2 separate regions of the Homo sapiens genome follow, and region 1 is linked to region 2. The links are chromatin loops, found by intact Hi-C in ENCODE. Cell type or tissue: ovary. All regions are shown on one strand. Links, peaks and the distances in the headings refer to the core of each region. The heading gives the core; the rest is flanking DNA.

Region 1 (7,683 bases), core at 1,692-6,691, 1.1 Mb after region 2:
AGGTTAAGACTGCAGTGAGCAGTGTTTGTGCCACTGCACTCCACCCTGGGAAACGAAGCAAGACCCTGTCTCAAAAAAAAAAAAAAAAAAAGTGCTGGGCGCAGTGGCTCACGCCTGTAATCCCAGCACTTTGGGAGGCCAAGTCAGGCGGACCACGAGGTTAAGAGATCGAAACCAGCCTGGCTAACATGGTGAAACCCCGTTTCTATTAAAAATACAAAAAAATGAGCCGGGCGTGGTGGCAGGCACCTGTAATCCCAGCTACTCCGGAGGCTGAGGCAGGAGAACGGCACCAACCCAGGAGGCAGAGCTTGCAGTGAGCCGAGATCTCGCCACTGCACTCCAGCCTGGGCGAAAGAGCAAGACTCCGTCTCAAAAAAAAAAAAAAAAAAAAAAAAAAAAAAAGAGTCCTTACCAGGCAGGCTGGCTCATGCCAGTAATCCTAATACTTTGGGAGACTGAGGCAGAAGGACTGCTTGAACGCAGCAGCTTGAGACCAGCTGGGGCAATGCGGTGAGACCCCGCCTCTACAAAAAATGAAAAATTAGCTGGGTATGGTAGCTTGTATCTGTAGTGCCAGCTAAAGGGGAGAATGAGGTGGGAGAATCACTTGAGCATGGAAGGTCAAGACTGCAGTGAGCCATGATCATGCCACTGCACTCCAGCCTGGGCAGCAGAATGAGACCTTGTCTCCAAAAACAAAACAAAAAAAAGCTCATAAAAGTCTCTTTTCTCCACTACCAACTCAGTGCAAAAGTTGAAAGAGCACACCTAGAACAAACAAACAAAATTAAGAATCAGTTTGCACTTGACAGGAAATTATTTTTCCTGTACATTAAGAGGTAGAGCTACAGATACTACAGCTACAACTACTTAGCCAAGGCCAGATGCTCATATAACAAAGAACACAGCCACACAGTATGCAAAGAAAACTGCCACACACGTTCTGATTAACAATGAAAAACCAGTTTTCACTCAGATCAATCAAAGGGGGAAAAAAGTAAGATTCCTGACAATTAGTTGAATCCTAAGCATCCTAGATTGAAAGTATTAGAAATCAGTCTACTAGAAAAAAATCAGTGATTCACATTAAACATTGATTAGAAAAGACGTAAGGTCTGAGTGTAACTCCCTGTTTGGGGAAAGCCAGCTGCCTTCTCTGTGTCATAGGCACAAAGAGCAGGAGGCCAAGAAAAAAACACAAGGACTTTTCCTGACCCCATGACGTGTCAGGGAAGCCTGGATCATGTCACTTCTGCTGATTCAAGGGACCAATGGACTTAAGACCATTTTCTGGAACCCATCAGTTCACGGCAGAAGCTCTGTCTCCCCAGTTGCAGCCAGTCCAGGTCTAGGTATGAGCTGCTGGGCAGAAAATAGCTGAAATTAGCCAGGTGTGGTAGCACATGCCTATAAATTAGCCAGGTGTGGTAGCACATGCCTATAATCCCAGCCACTTGAGGGGCTGAGGTGGGAGGAGAACTTGAGCCCAGAAGGTTGAGCCAACCAGAAGGTTGAGAAGGTGGTGCCAAGATCGCGCCACTACACTCCAGCCTGGGTGAAAAGCGAGACCCTGTCTCAAAAGAAAAATAATAGATGATAAAAATAAGGCTGGGTGCAGTGGCTCACGCCTGTTATCCCAACACTTAGGGAGGCCAAGGCAGGCTGATGGCTTGAGCCCAGGAGTTCAAGACCAGCCTGGGCAATGGCAGAACTCTGTCTCTACAGAAATTACAAAAAATTAGCTGGACATGGTGATGAGCTCCTGTGGTCCCAGCTACTAGGAAGGCTGAGGATCACCTGAGTCTGGGAGGTCGAGGCTGCAGTAAACTGTGACTGAGCCACTGCACTCCAGCCTGGGTTACAGAGTGAGACCCTGTCTCAAATATATATATAAATAAAAAATAAAGAAAAGAAATTGCTTCAATCACATTCCACGTGGGAGGTCACTTAAAAACTTTGATCTTTTTTATTTATTTTATTTTTTTTTTTGAGACGGAATCTCACCCTGTTGCTCAGGCTGGAGTGCAGTGGCGCAATCTCAGCTCACTGCAACCTCCACCTCCCGGGTTCAAGCGATTCTCCTGCCTCTGCCTCCCAAGTAGCTGAGACTACAGGTGTGTGCCACCACACCCGACTAATTTTTTATTTTTAGTAGAGACAGGGTTTCACCATGTTGGCCAGGCTGGTCTCGAACTCCTGACCTCAGGTGATCCATCCACCTCGGCCTCCCAAAGTGGGATTACAGGCGTGAGCCGCTGTGCCCGGCCAAAAACTTTGATCTTTAACACGATGAAGTAACAAAGGAGCCAAGGTTGGCAGCAGTCTTCCTCCCAGTACATGCCTGAGTCTGCTCAGCAAGGCCAATGGGAGCAAGGGCTACTGACGCGTATCCCTACCTGGAGCAAACTCAGGTCAGTTGACTTTGATGGCAAACAGTTCAAATTCCATTAATGACAATCACTTGTCAATTAATTTTTGGAATGGAAATGCACACCATCCTGGCCCAAGGGCTACCTTTCAGGATCCTCCAACCAGTAGCATGGCTTGAGGTAGGCAGCTAGCAAACAAAGTCCTCCCCAGCCTCTCTGCTACCACCATGACTCTCAACCCCAATTGGATCAGGAGAGCAGAACAAATGTTCTCTTAAACAGTGACTCACCAGGAAGTCTGTTCATGTTGACGCCTTGAGCCGAGAGTCCTATTCCCATGTAACTTCAAAAAAAAAAAAAAAAAAAACACAAAATTTTTGGTTAGCAAATGCTCATGCGTCTCCCTTCTCAAACATTTATTGGTAAAAGACAGAAAAATGAGAAAAGCAATGAATGTAGAGGCTCTTATAACATACTAATGGTTCTTGGAGAAACCTGACATTTTGATTTGCTAATGGAAAGCATCTTAGTGCCTCACCCAGCTAGAGAAAACAGAAAGTTGCGTGTGTTGTGTCACTATGAACCACCGGCTTCAATTTCAGAGGAAAGTGTCATGAATTCATGGCTTCCAGTCCTTTGGCATTCTGGCTGTAGCTAAGGCACAGAATCTATTCCTAAGATGTGCCTAAAGCATCTCAATCCTAGGTAGTGCTTTACAGAGCAATGCACGATTGTTCCACAGGGAGAACCCAGTCTGCACCAAAGACCAGGACATGGTAAAGCCAAGTTGGATCTACATAGGATCATCAATCAAGACTGCTCAAACGAGCTTGTTCTCTGGGTCTCAAAATTCATTACCTTCCCCGCATACATTCACATTGGCCTCCCAAACCACACAAAGCTGGGAGTAATGATGTGTGAGGCCCCCAGAGACCCCCTCACTCCTCCCACTCTTTGAAGAGTGGGGCTTATTCTCTTTGAACCCTGACTTAGTTGTGATCTCATTGGAGTATGCAACCTGGGCTCCTGTGGGGCTGCTCCCTGTGTCATTGACACCTGGAGGTAGAATGGCACCCAAATGTGGGTGTCAGCTTCCTCTGGCTGCTCTCCCCTTAGACAATCCACTCAGATTCTCAAGTTGAGGCAGAGGCTCCCAGGCCATCTACTAATAAATACCATCTTACCTTTGCACTTGGGACTTTTTAAGTTAATGCTGGAATGAGTTAAGACTCTGGGGGACTAGTGGGAAGGGATGATTGTATTCTGCAATGTGAGAAAGACATGAAATTTGGGGGGCCAGGGTAGAATGATATGGTTTCGATGTTTGTCCTCTCCAAATCTCATGTAGACATGTAATACCCAATGCTGGAGGTGGGGCCTGGTGGCAGGTGTTAAGATCATGGGGATAGATCCTTCATGAATGTCTTGGGGCAGTCCTCACAGTAATGAACGAGTTCTTGCTCTATGTTCCTGCGAGATCTGGTTGTTTAAAAGAGTATAGCACCTCCCCCCAACTTGTTCCCGTTGTTGCCATGTGACATGCTGGCTCCTAGTCAACATCCACTATGACTGTAAGCTTCTCCAGGCCTTTGCCGGCACCATGCTTCCTGTAAAGCCTGTAGAATTGTGAGCCAATTAAACCTCTTTTCTTTATAAACCTTCTTTTCTTTACCCTGTCTCAGGTATTTCTTTATAGTAATATAAAAAAGGCTAATACACTGCCCCTGCCAGTCCTTTATTGGCAGTAAATGCCCTTTTGCCTTTCTCTGGGTTGCTGCACCACTATATTTGGGGGAGCAGCCTCTACTACCAAAATAAAGGGTCAGGCAGGGAGGGAAGGCTCTGACCTACTCACCTGCCTCTGAAATCAGCTATCCCAATCATGCTGGGCAGGAACAAGGAAAGGAAACAACCCAGCATATGGCCCTGATAACGTGGCCCACATGGCTTAGGGAAAAAGGTAGAGAAGGGAAAGGAGCAAAGCAAAAGGAACAGCACTTCAAAGAGGGAGTTTCATAGTTCGAAGGGAACTTGTCTTCTGCTTTGTTTTAAGCAGCATTTGAGACAGAGTTGGATCCTTAAAGGTCAAAGACATGAACCAATATAGCCTGTAGCTGGACAGGACTGCTCAGTCATTCCCAGAAACACACAAACTGCCTGCCTCCTCCTGCCAGAGGGGCTAGCTTCAAGGACCATCAGGAGCAGAAGCTGTCTTAGCCTGCTGGCAGAATTCCCATTAGATTAAAACTTGCACATTTTTCCAGAAAAACTGCAGCCCAAATAATCAGCTTCCTGACTTTACATGGCAGAGGCTGCCAAAAGTCAGTCTCCATTCCTTCAGTACCTCAGCTGACCAAGCAGCAAACGACCCCAGCTGCCCTGCAGTCAGCAGTCCAACAGGCACAAGTGCAACAGTCAGGGCTTTCCCTGATTTAGACAACAGCCACTCACCATGCCCTGTTCAGAGGGGCCTGGGGCTATGCCCAACACCACATGTCATCCCATCCCCAGCACATAGGCTTCCTGACACTAGGTAAGGGTTTATGTTTGGAGCACATGTGCAAACGGGGAGGTCAAAGGTCACTCAAGAAGAGTTATGCTTGGTCGCTGCAACAGGGCTCTGGTTCCACAACATTCTATGGGAATGGGGAATCACTAAAGCACCTGTGCTCAAAACACAACTTGCTTAGGCCTCCCCACAGGAGACGCCTCTCCCTTCTCCAGCAGCTAGCCCTCAACACCTTCCTACAGACTCTGCTCCACAGGTAAGATGGTGTTTATTAGTGGATGGCTCGGGAGCCTCTGTACAAACCCCTGCCTCGACTTGAGAATCTGAGTGGACTGTCTAAGGGGAGAGCAGCCAGAGGAAGCTGACACCCACATTTGGGCACCATTCCACCTCTAGGTGTCAATGACACAGGGAGCAGCCCCACAGGAGCCCAGGTTGCATATTCCAATGAGGTCACAGCTGAGTCAGGGTTCAAGGCGAATAAGCCCCCACTCTTCAAATACTGGGTGACATTAAGTCTTTTCCAAAAGCATGGTGTTTTAAAGCTACCAAAAGATGCACTCTTCTATCTTCCAGAAACTCTTCATAAACTTAAAGACTATCATCCAACCAATCTGAGAGAAACAAAGCAGACCCTGTGAATACACTAAAAAACACGAATTGTACACTTTAAATGGTGACTTGTATAGCATGTTAAATTACATGTCAATAACACTCAAGAAAGTAGGAATAAAAGGAAACTACCTTAACACAACAAAGGTCATATATGAAAAACCTGGCTGGGCACAGTGGCTCACACCTGTAATCCCAGCATCTTGGGAGGCTGAGGCGGGTGGATCACTTGAGGTCAGGAGTTCGAGACCAGCCTGGCCAACATGGTGAAACACCGTCTCTACTAAAAATACAAAAATTAGCAGGGTGTGGTGGCACACGCCTGTAATCCCAGCTACCAGGGAGCTGAAGCAGGAGAATCGCTTGAACCCTAGAGGCCGAGGTTGCAGTGAGCCAAGATCAGGCCACTGCATTCCAGTCTGGGTGACAAAGAGAGACTCCGCTTCGAAAAATAAATTTAAAAAAACCCCACAGCTAACATCATACTCAATGGTGGAAGACTGAAAGCCTTTCATCTAAGATGCCTGCTTTCACCACTTCTATTCAAGACAGTATTGGGAGTTCTAGATGATGCAATCAGACAAGAAAAAGGAATGAAAGGCATCCAAATTGGAAAGGAAAACTATCTCTGTTCACAGATGACATGTTCCCATACGTAGAAAACCTTGCCAGGTGTGGTGGCTCATGCCTGTAATCCCAGAACTTTGGGAGGCTGAAGCAGGAAGATCGCTTGAGCCCAAGAGTTCGAGACCAGCCTAGGCAACACGGCAATATCCTGTCTCTACAAAAAATTAGGTGGGCATGGTGAAGTGCACCTGTAATTCCAGCTGCTTAGAAGACTGAGGTGGGAAGATCACCTGAGCCCAGGAGATCAAGACTGCAGTAAGCAAGATTGTGCCACTGGGTGACAGAGTGAGACTCCGTCTAAAAAAAAAAAAAAAAAAAAAAACTGGAAAGAAAAGAAAGGGAAACTCTAAAGATTGCACAAAACAAAAAACTTGCCGGGCGCGGTGGCTCACACCTGTAATCCCAGCTCTTTGGGAGGCCCAGGCGAGCGGATCACAAGGTCAGGAGATCAAGACCATCCTGGCCAACACGGTGAAACCCCGTCTCTACTAAAAATACAAAAAATTAGCCAGGCATGGTGGTGGGTGCCTGTAGTCCCAGCTACTCAGGAGGCTGAGGCAGGAGAATGGCATGAACCTGGGAGGCGGAGCTTGCAGTGAGCCGAGATCACACCACTGCACTCCAGCCTGAGAGACAGAGCAAGACTCCATCTCAAAAAAAAAAAAATTAGAATTGGCCAGATGCAGGGCTGGGTGTGGTAGCTCACACCTGTAATCCCAGCACTTTGGGAGGCTGAGGTCGGCGGATCACCTGAGGTCAGGAGGTTCAAGACCAGCCTGACCAACATGGTAAAAACCAATCTCTAATAAAATACAAAAAAATTAGCCGGGTGTGGTGGAACATGGCTGTAAACCCAGCTACTTGGGAGGGTGAGGCAGGAGAATCGCTTAAACCTGGGAGACAGAGGTTGCTTTGAGCTGAGATCAGGCCACTGCACTCCAGCCCGGACAACAGACACGGACTCCATCTCAAAAAAAAAAAAAAAAAAAAAAAAAGAATTGGCCAGGTGTGGTGGCTCATGCCTGTAATCCCAGCACTTTGGGAGCTAAGACAGGCAGATCACCTGAGGTCAGGAGTTCAAGATCAGCCTGGCCAACATGGTGAAACCCTGTCTCTGTTAAAAATACAAAAATTAGCCGGGCGTGGTGGTGGGCACCTGTAATCCCAGCTACTTGGGAGGCCAAGGCAGGAGAATCACATGAACCTGGGGGCAGAAGTGGCAATAAGCTGAGATCGAGCCACTGCACTCCAGCCTGGGTGACAGAGCAAGACTTTGTCTCAAAAAAAAAAAGAAAAAGAAAAAGAAAAAAAAAAAGAACTAATAAGTTACTCTATTTCTCACTTTTCAGTTGTATTGCTACACACTTATAATGAACAATCAAAAAAAAATTGAGAAAACAATTCCATTTCCAATAGCATCAAAAGAATAAAATACTTAAGCTGGGCACGGTGGCTCACGCCTGTAATCCTAGCACTTTAGGAGGCTGAGGCAGGTGGATCACGAGGTCAGGAGTTCAAGACCAGCCTGACCAACATGGTGAAAACCCATCTCTACTAAAAATA
Region 2 (7,683 bases), core at 921-5,920:
AGGAACGTGGGCCTCCCAACTCCACCGCGGACCCGCCCACTGGGCCACTCGGGAAACCCTTTCCCAAAATGAACTTTTACCAAAGAGGACAAAATTCAACTGAATCACATGGAAATCTGACAGGACAAGGGAAAGAAAACTTGACTGAGAGACAGGCACGAGGACGGGAGGGAGGAGGATCCAGGCAGGTCCTCACGTGTCCAGGCGCTGGATCTCAGGGCGACTGTCCACATCCCTGGACTCCGTGCGGGCTCGGATGTAGTCATTGGTGCTCTGCTGGCGGACGCTGACTCTCCATTTCTGCACTGCCAGGAATGTGTTCACTGCATATGCCGCAGTCGCCAAGAAGCCAAATATCTAAAAACACACCAGCACAGTTAGTCCTCGGGCACGTGGCCTGGCCCCTCAAGGCTTCTGTGGTGACCCAAGCCACATGCAGCCCCTTCCTGCTCTGCCAGCTGATCATTACAACCCTGTGCCTTCATTCCTTGATCTCTTCCCCCTCTCAGCAGCCCCATTTGATCTAAAGTCTTGTTTCAAATACATATGACGGGGTGGCTCAGAGTCAAAGGGAAGCCTGTGCCCAGCCCTGCTGGATGTGTGGCTGTCACACCACAGCTGAGTCTCTAGTCATGTGACACACAGAAAATCTTGCCTGACCTAAAGACAGCCTAAGGTTTCTTTTGAAGTATTTTGGACGTATAAAAAAATAAATCACAAAAGTACCTCTTTTACTGCAACTTCAGGGCCTCTGGTCCCAGATGAGAAAATACAGTGCAGACAAAATGTAACATAGACAGAAAATCAGGGTTTCGCATGTGGGTCCCAAATCAAGCCACAGGGCCAATGTTCCACATCACAGCCCCCATCCCACACCTGCCTCTCATGGGGCAGCTCCAAGTAAGCAGCTCCAGAGTAAGAAGCACAGAGTTTTAATTATTAAGACTTACAAATCGCCTGAGTGGCACCTGGGAGAGCAGTTCGTTTAATCATTTATAAACCTTTTAATCCCCCCATTACAAAAAGGATAACTGTTCCTCATAAACTGAGAACAATACAGAAATGCAGGGCATGGAGAGGGGAAGTCCTACATTATCTGGTCCCCACCTGCCGTGGCATTTCCACCTTGAAATGTCATGTGACTGCTAAATGGTGTCATGACTGCATTCAAGAACCCTCCCTTCCCCAGGCAGATAAGGCTCTTAGACATCAAGGACTGTGTTGGAAACGAACCAAAGCAGGGGTTCTTGAACTTGAGAGCACATCTGTATCATCCAGAGGGTTACTTCAAATACATTTCTGACTCAGTAGCTCTGGAGCGGAGCCTAAGGATGTCTAACAGATGCCAAGGCTGCTGTTCTGGGGCCCATACTTTGAGAACCACAGCACTGAAGGGACTGGGACCCCCACTGGCCCAGTAACATCATCTTTAGCAAAGAAAAGCCACAGGAGGGGGAGCAGGACACATGCCAGGGACAGGCGAGCAGGTCACAGGAGGTCCCCAGATCAGCTTGCTTTAACCATTTGAGTTTGCTTACCACGGCAGCAATTTCTGCTCCGGCTCTATGGTTTAAAGCAGCCAGTACGATTGAAGCAATAAAGAAAAGGAAAGCGCTGAGTCCAGTGTTGACCAAATCCTAAAGGGAGAGACAAAATAAACCAAGTGAAAAGAACCATTCCATCTTTGCTCTAAAAGCAACTGGAGAACTTTCAAAATAAGACCCACGATACCCAACCTCCCTGGTGGCTCCATATTTCAGTCTCAATGTCACAGGGTTACTGGTCACACAAAAGAAGGCAAAGTTAACAGTTTATGACACTACTTGATAAATCACCACCACAAAATCTACATTTTCACCAACCCCACTACCCTTTCTGAAGAAATAGTAACCAAAATTGCTAACACTAATTACCATTTAGAGGTCTGGTGCCATCTTTTAAAAACCACACTCAAATCATCTTGCTATGGACAAAGCTCCCCAAGGATCCAAATGTACTAAAACTGGTGAAATCCCTCCAGCATTCCCTGCACTCACATGTGACATTCAAAACAAACTTTCACACAGAGAGCACACTTAGCCAGACTTCACGCTCTTTCTCAAGCAGTCTTTCAAGCCTCTATGTCACTAAAGCCTGGAGAATTTTCTCCTAAGCTTCTTGCACAGCATGCATCCACCGTTTCACAGATTTAGCTCGTCTTATTTGTAGAAGGGAACATAGCAGGGTAATGAAAGGTCACAGCTTGACCAGGGTCCAAACCACCCATATGACTTTGGACAAGCTACTTTGTTTCTGTGCTTTACGTGAGAATGTACCCCCTTCCTCCCAGAGTTGTTGAAGGAATTAAATGGAACCATACAGGTGAAGAGCCCAGCATGGTGCCTGGCCCACAGCTACAGTGGCCTACATATTTACTGTCACTTCTGTTATTACTACTTTGGCATGAGGCACCCAGTAGCCTGGGTCATACCAGAGTACCTCTAAAACCTCTATAGGAAAAAAATTCAGGAAAAAGCCCAAACTGCCTGAGTGCCAGGCTGATTACACTATCCACACCTGATGGATCCTCTGGTCTGGCCTAGCTCCAAGGTCGATTTCCTCTTTTTGAAGATGTAAAGATGGCTGGTGCGGTGGCTCATGCCTGTAATCCCAGCACTTTGGGAGGCTGAGGCGGATGGATCACTTGAGGTCAGGTGTTCGAGAACAGCCTGGTCAACATGGTGAAACCCCATCTCTACTAAAAATACAAAAATTAGCTGGGCATGGTGGCGCATGCCTGTAATCCCAGCTACTTGGGCAGCTGAAGTACGAGAATCACTTGAACCCGGGAGGCAGAGGTTGCAGTGAGCTAAGATCGTGCCACTGCACTCTAGCCTGGGTGACAGAGCGAGACTCTTGTCTCAATAAAATAATAAAATAAGATGTAAAGAGACAATGCTGGCATCATAACAGTGCTGAGTCTTGCAGCAGACACCCAACCTGCTCCTGGCTCATGGAAAGCTCTGCTCAGACGCATCTGCCAGCAGGATGGGTTTCAGCTATGACCTGCGTAAGCCAGGGCAAATTTTTCACAAATTCAAACCAGGAAGCGTTTAGTTACACTCAGCTCTGGGTAAGATGCTGTAGGGGTAAAAAAAGAATATAAAATATACTTCCCAAAGCAAAGACTATTCAGAAACGAGGGGAAAATACAATACACTGTGAGGTCAAACATCAAATAAAACAGTATCAACATTAACAGTGACTACATAAAAACAGAGATGCAGCAAAGGGCTAGAAAACAAACAGGCCGGGCACGGTGGCTCATGCCTGTAATCCCAGCACTTTGGGAGGCCGAGGCGGGCGGATCACCTGAGGTTGGGAGTTCGAGACCAGCCTGACCAACATGGAAAAACCCCGTCTCTACTAAAAATACAAAATTAGCCGGGTGTGGTGGCACATGCCTGTAATCCCAGCTACTCGGGAGGCTGAGGCAGGAGAATCGCTGGAACCCGGGAGGCGGAGGTTGCAGTGAGCCAAGACTGCGCCGCTGCACTCCAGCCTAGGCAACAAGAGCGAAACTCTGTCTCAAAAAAAAAAAAAAAGAAAAAGAAAAAAGAAAACAGTCAAAAATTTTAAAGTTGTAGGAGTATCAGTAGTTTTAAATTTGCTTTAGTAATGATCATTAACAGTAGTGAGTGAAGAATGAGATGATGAATGGGAACAGCAAATACAGGGAAAAAATATGTCAAAAAGCCTATTTTAAAAAGATAAAAAATAATCTTTCAACATGATCTGAGGCTAAGAAACCAGATTAAACCAGGGGAAAAAAACGCCAGCAACTGCTAACAAGAGCATAACATATCTGCCTCCTCAAATCCCACTGAATCATATTTAAATACTGAAGCACTTGCTTAAAAGATGAATCTAAATATAATTGAGCTTCTAGGACTGTGCTGTCCAATAGGGCAAACACTAGCCATATGTGACTGAAGTTAAACTAATTCATATAAGATAAAAAATTTCACTCTTCAATCACACTAGCCACAATTCGAGTGCTCAGTGGCCACATGTGACAAGTGGCTGCCTCAAGGGCACAGCAGATCAGAAAACATTTCAATTGTCAGAGCAGCTGCTATAGCACCACACTGCCCTGAGATCAATGACTAGGTCACAGAGAAAATGGGGAAAGAAGGACATATGAAACACTACCATGAGGGTGCATGCAGCCAACTCAACTGCAAGACCCTCTACAGGATAAATGACCCAGTTTTTCTAACAAGTCAACAGAATAAAAAGAAAAAGGGAGGCCAGGCACAGCAGCTCATGCCTATAATCCCAGCACTTTGGGAGGCCGAGGTGGGCGGATCACCTGAGGTCAGGAGATGGAGACCAGCCTGGCAAATATGGTGAAACCCCGTCTCTACTAAAAATACAAAAATTAGCTGGACCCCGTCTCTACTAAAAAATTAGCTGTGGCCAGGCGTGGTGGCTCACATCTGTAATCCCAGCACTTTGGGAGGCCAAGGTGAGTGGACAGCCTGAGCTCAGGAGCTCAAGACCACCCCTAGGCAATATGGCGAAACCCCATCTCTACTAAAACACAAAAAATTAGCCAGGCACGGTGGCATGCACCATGTAGTCCCAGTTACTCGGCAGGCTGAGGCAAGAGAATCGCTAGAGGCCAGGGGGCGGAGATTGCAATGAGCCAAGATCTCGCCACTGCACTCCAGCCTGGGCGACAGAGTGAGACTCCCTCTCAAAAAAAAAACAAAGTTAGCTGGGCATAGTAGCACATGCCTGTAGTCCCAGCTACTCGGGAGGCTGAGGCAGAAGAACTGCGTGAATCCAGGAGGCAGAGGTTGCTGTGAGCCCAGATTGCGCCACTGCACTCCAGCCTGAGAGACAGAATGAGACTCCGTCTCAAAGAAAAAAAAAAAGAAAAAAAAGGAAAAAAAAGAAAATCATATTGGGGGCCAGGCATGGTGGCTCCTGCCTGTAATCCCAACACTTGGGAGGCTGAGGTGGGTGGATTGTTTGAGCTCAGGAGTTCGAGACCAGCCTGGGCAACACAGCAAAACCCTGTCTCTACAAAAAAATTCAAAAAAATTAGCCAGGCATGGTAGTGCGTTCCTGTAGTCCCAGCTACTTGGAAGGCTGAGGTAGGAAGATTGTTTGAGCCCAGGAGGTCGAGGCTGCAGTGAGCGGAGACTGCGCCTCTGCACTGCAGCCTGGGGGACAGCGTGAGACTCTGTCTCAAAAAAATAAATAAATAAATGATATAAGGCAAAAAGGTCTAAGTATAAGGAAGCAAACAAAGTGCTCAATAGGGGAGTTGTTCAATAAAATGGTATTTCCATAATGGAACACTATGCAGTCATTAAAAATAATCACGTAGTTATATATTTAACATGTAAGGTACAATAATTTAAATGAAAAAGCATGATTTTAATGGTTCCATTTTTCTGCACTCACATATCACAACACACATGCATACGCAAAAGACTGTCTAGAGAGAACAGTTTAGAAGGATTTATACTCAAGTATTTTAAGTGGTTACCCTTCATTGGGTCATATCACGTATTTTTAAACAGCTTTATTGAGATATAATTCACATACCATAACATATACCCAATTAAAGTATATAATTCAATCACAATGTAATTTTAGAACATTTTTAGCACTCCAAAAAAAGCCTCATACGCATTAGCAGTTATTTCTCATTCCTCCCCCAACCCTAAGCAACCACCAATCTGCTTTCTGTCTCTATGGATTTGCCTATTCTGGACATTTTTTTTTTCCTGTGTGTGAAATCTGCCACAAATATTCTGGACATTTCATACAAATAGAATGACATAACATGTGCTTTGTGCCTGGCCTCTTCTGAAGGCGTGGCCTGCCCCTCCACACCAGTGGGATATCTCGTCAGGTGGGACGAGAGACTGAGAAAAGAAGTAAGACACAGAGACAAAGCATAGAGAAACAACAGTGGGCCCAGGAGACCGGCACTCAGCATACCAAGGACCTGCCCCGGCACCGGTCTCTGAGTTCTCTGTTTTTATTGATTATTATTTTCATTATCTCAGCAAGAGGAATGCGGTAGGAGAACAGGATGATAATAGGGAGAAGGTCAGCAAAAAAAACATGTGAGCAAAGGAATCTATGTCATAATTAAGTTCAAGGGGAGGTACTATGTCTGGATGTGCACGTAGGCCAGATTTATGTTTCTCTCTGCCCAAACATCTCAGTGGAGTAAAGAATAACAAGGCAACATTGCTGCCAACATGTCTCGCCTCCCGCCATAGGGCGGTTTTTCTCCTATCTCAGAATTGAACAAATGTACAATCAGGTTTTATACCGAGACATTCCGTTCCCAGGGGCAGGCAGGAGACAGTGGCCTTTCTCTATCTCAACTGCAAGAGGCCTTCCTCTTTTACTAATCCTCCTCAGCACAGACCCTTTACGGGTGTCGGGCTGGGGGACGGTCAGGTCTTTTTCATCCCATGAGGCTGTATTTCAGACTATCTCACGGGGAGAAACCTTGGACAATACCCGGCTTTCCAAGGCAGAGGTCCCTGTGGCTTTTAGCAGTGCGTTGTGCCCCTGGTTTATTGAGACTAGAGAATGGCGATGACTTTTACCAAGCATACTGCTTGTAAACATTTTGTTAACAAGGCACGTCCTGCACAGCCCTAGATGCCTTAAACCTTGATTCCATACAACACATGTTTTTGTGAGCTCAAGGTTGGGGCAAAGTGGCTGGGGCAAAGTTACAAATTAACAGCATCTCAGCAAAGCAATTGTTCAAGGTACAGGTAAAAATGGAATTTCTTATGTCTTCCCTTTCTACATAGACACAGTAACAGTCTGATCTCTCTTTTTTTCCCCTACATCTTCCACTTAGTATAATGGTTCTAAGGTTTATTCATGTTGTAGCATGTATCAGTACTCATTCCTTTTTATTACTGAATAATATTCCATTGTATAGATACACCACGTTATTTATCCTTCATCAGTTGATGGACATTTATTTCTACTTTTTGGTTATTATAGATAATGTAGCTATGAACCTACAAGCTTTTGTGTGAACAAGTTTTCATTTCTCTTGGGTCATCAGATGATTTTTTTTAAATTATCTATTATCTTCTAGTTTTTGGGGTTTTTTTGTTGTTTTGTTTTGTTTTGTTTTACAATAAGCACTTATTACTCACACAACTTGAAAGGCTTAATACTGGAATACTGCAAATCTTAAGTCAGCATCAAGCACTTGAGTTCCTGGGCCATGAAACAAATCAAGGCTGAACTGATCACAAATGAAATATTTGTACACAGAATCAGCTGGGGGCTGTCACTGCAATCCTGGTTGGCCCCCAAACCAATGTGCTAGGTGGCTGGCTCTAGCCTCTGTCCTATCCATCCAGGAGACAAGAACGTTTGCAAGCACTCGACCCATCCTTTGCACTCACTTGTGCTTGAATGGCCCCAGGATCAAAGGGACAATTATAATGTTGATGACAGTAGCAGCTACCATCTATGGAGTCACTGTGCCAATCATATCGCTCCCAGTGAATTCTAACCTAATTATGATCCAAAATGCCCACAAGACAGGACTTGTTATTTTGCTCTACTTTCATGGATGAGGAAACTGGGTCCCAGAAAGAATGAGTGTGCTATAATGAAAAATATTTAATCAAATCCTTGAAT

Evidence for each region. A loop is a pair of places that touch in the nucleus more often than their neighbours do. Peaks named below come from ENCODE experiments on the same cell type or tissue, not always from the same donor. Only the 100,000 strongest peaks of a DNase experiment are listed, where the experiment ranks them.
Region 1: it touches region 2 in a loop (10-fold over the local background); 1 of 110 quality-filtered maps calls a loop at or near these places.

What each region holds. Positions count from the first base shown.
Region 1 is chr16:67,769,372-67,777,054 of GRCh38, forward strand. RANBP10 (RAN binding protein 10) reads right to left here. Exons shown (of 14, transcript NM_020850.3): 3 at 2,663-2,715. Among named protein-coding and RNA genes, the nearest start is that of RANBP10, 33 kb to the right of the region's middle. In ovary, for the core only: no CTCF peak of the experiment used is centred there; DNase peaks (open chromatin) are centred at 3,924 and 4,721; H3K27ac peaks cover 1,437 bases.
Region 2 is chr16:66,621,866-66,629,548 of GRCh38, forward strand. CMTM4 (CKLF like MARVEL transmembrane domain containing 4) reads right to left here. Exons shown (of 4, transcript NM_181521.3): 3 at 1,539-1,637; 4 at 1-357. The coding sequence ends at 193. Among named protein-coding and RNA genes, the nearest start is that of CMTM3, 21 kb to the left of the region's middle. In ovary, for the core only: no CTCF peak of the experiment used is centred there; no DNase peak of the experiment used is centred there.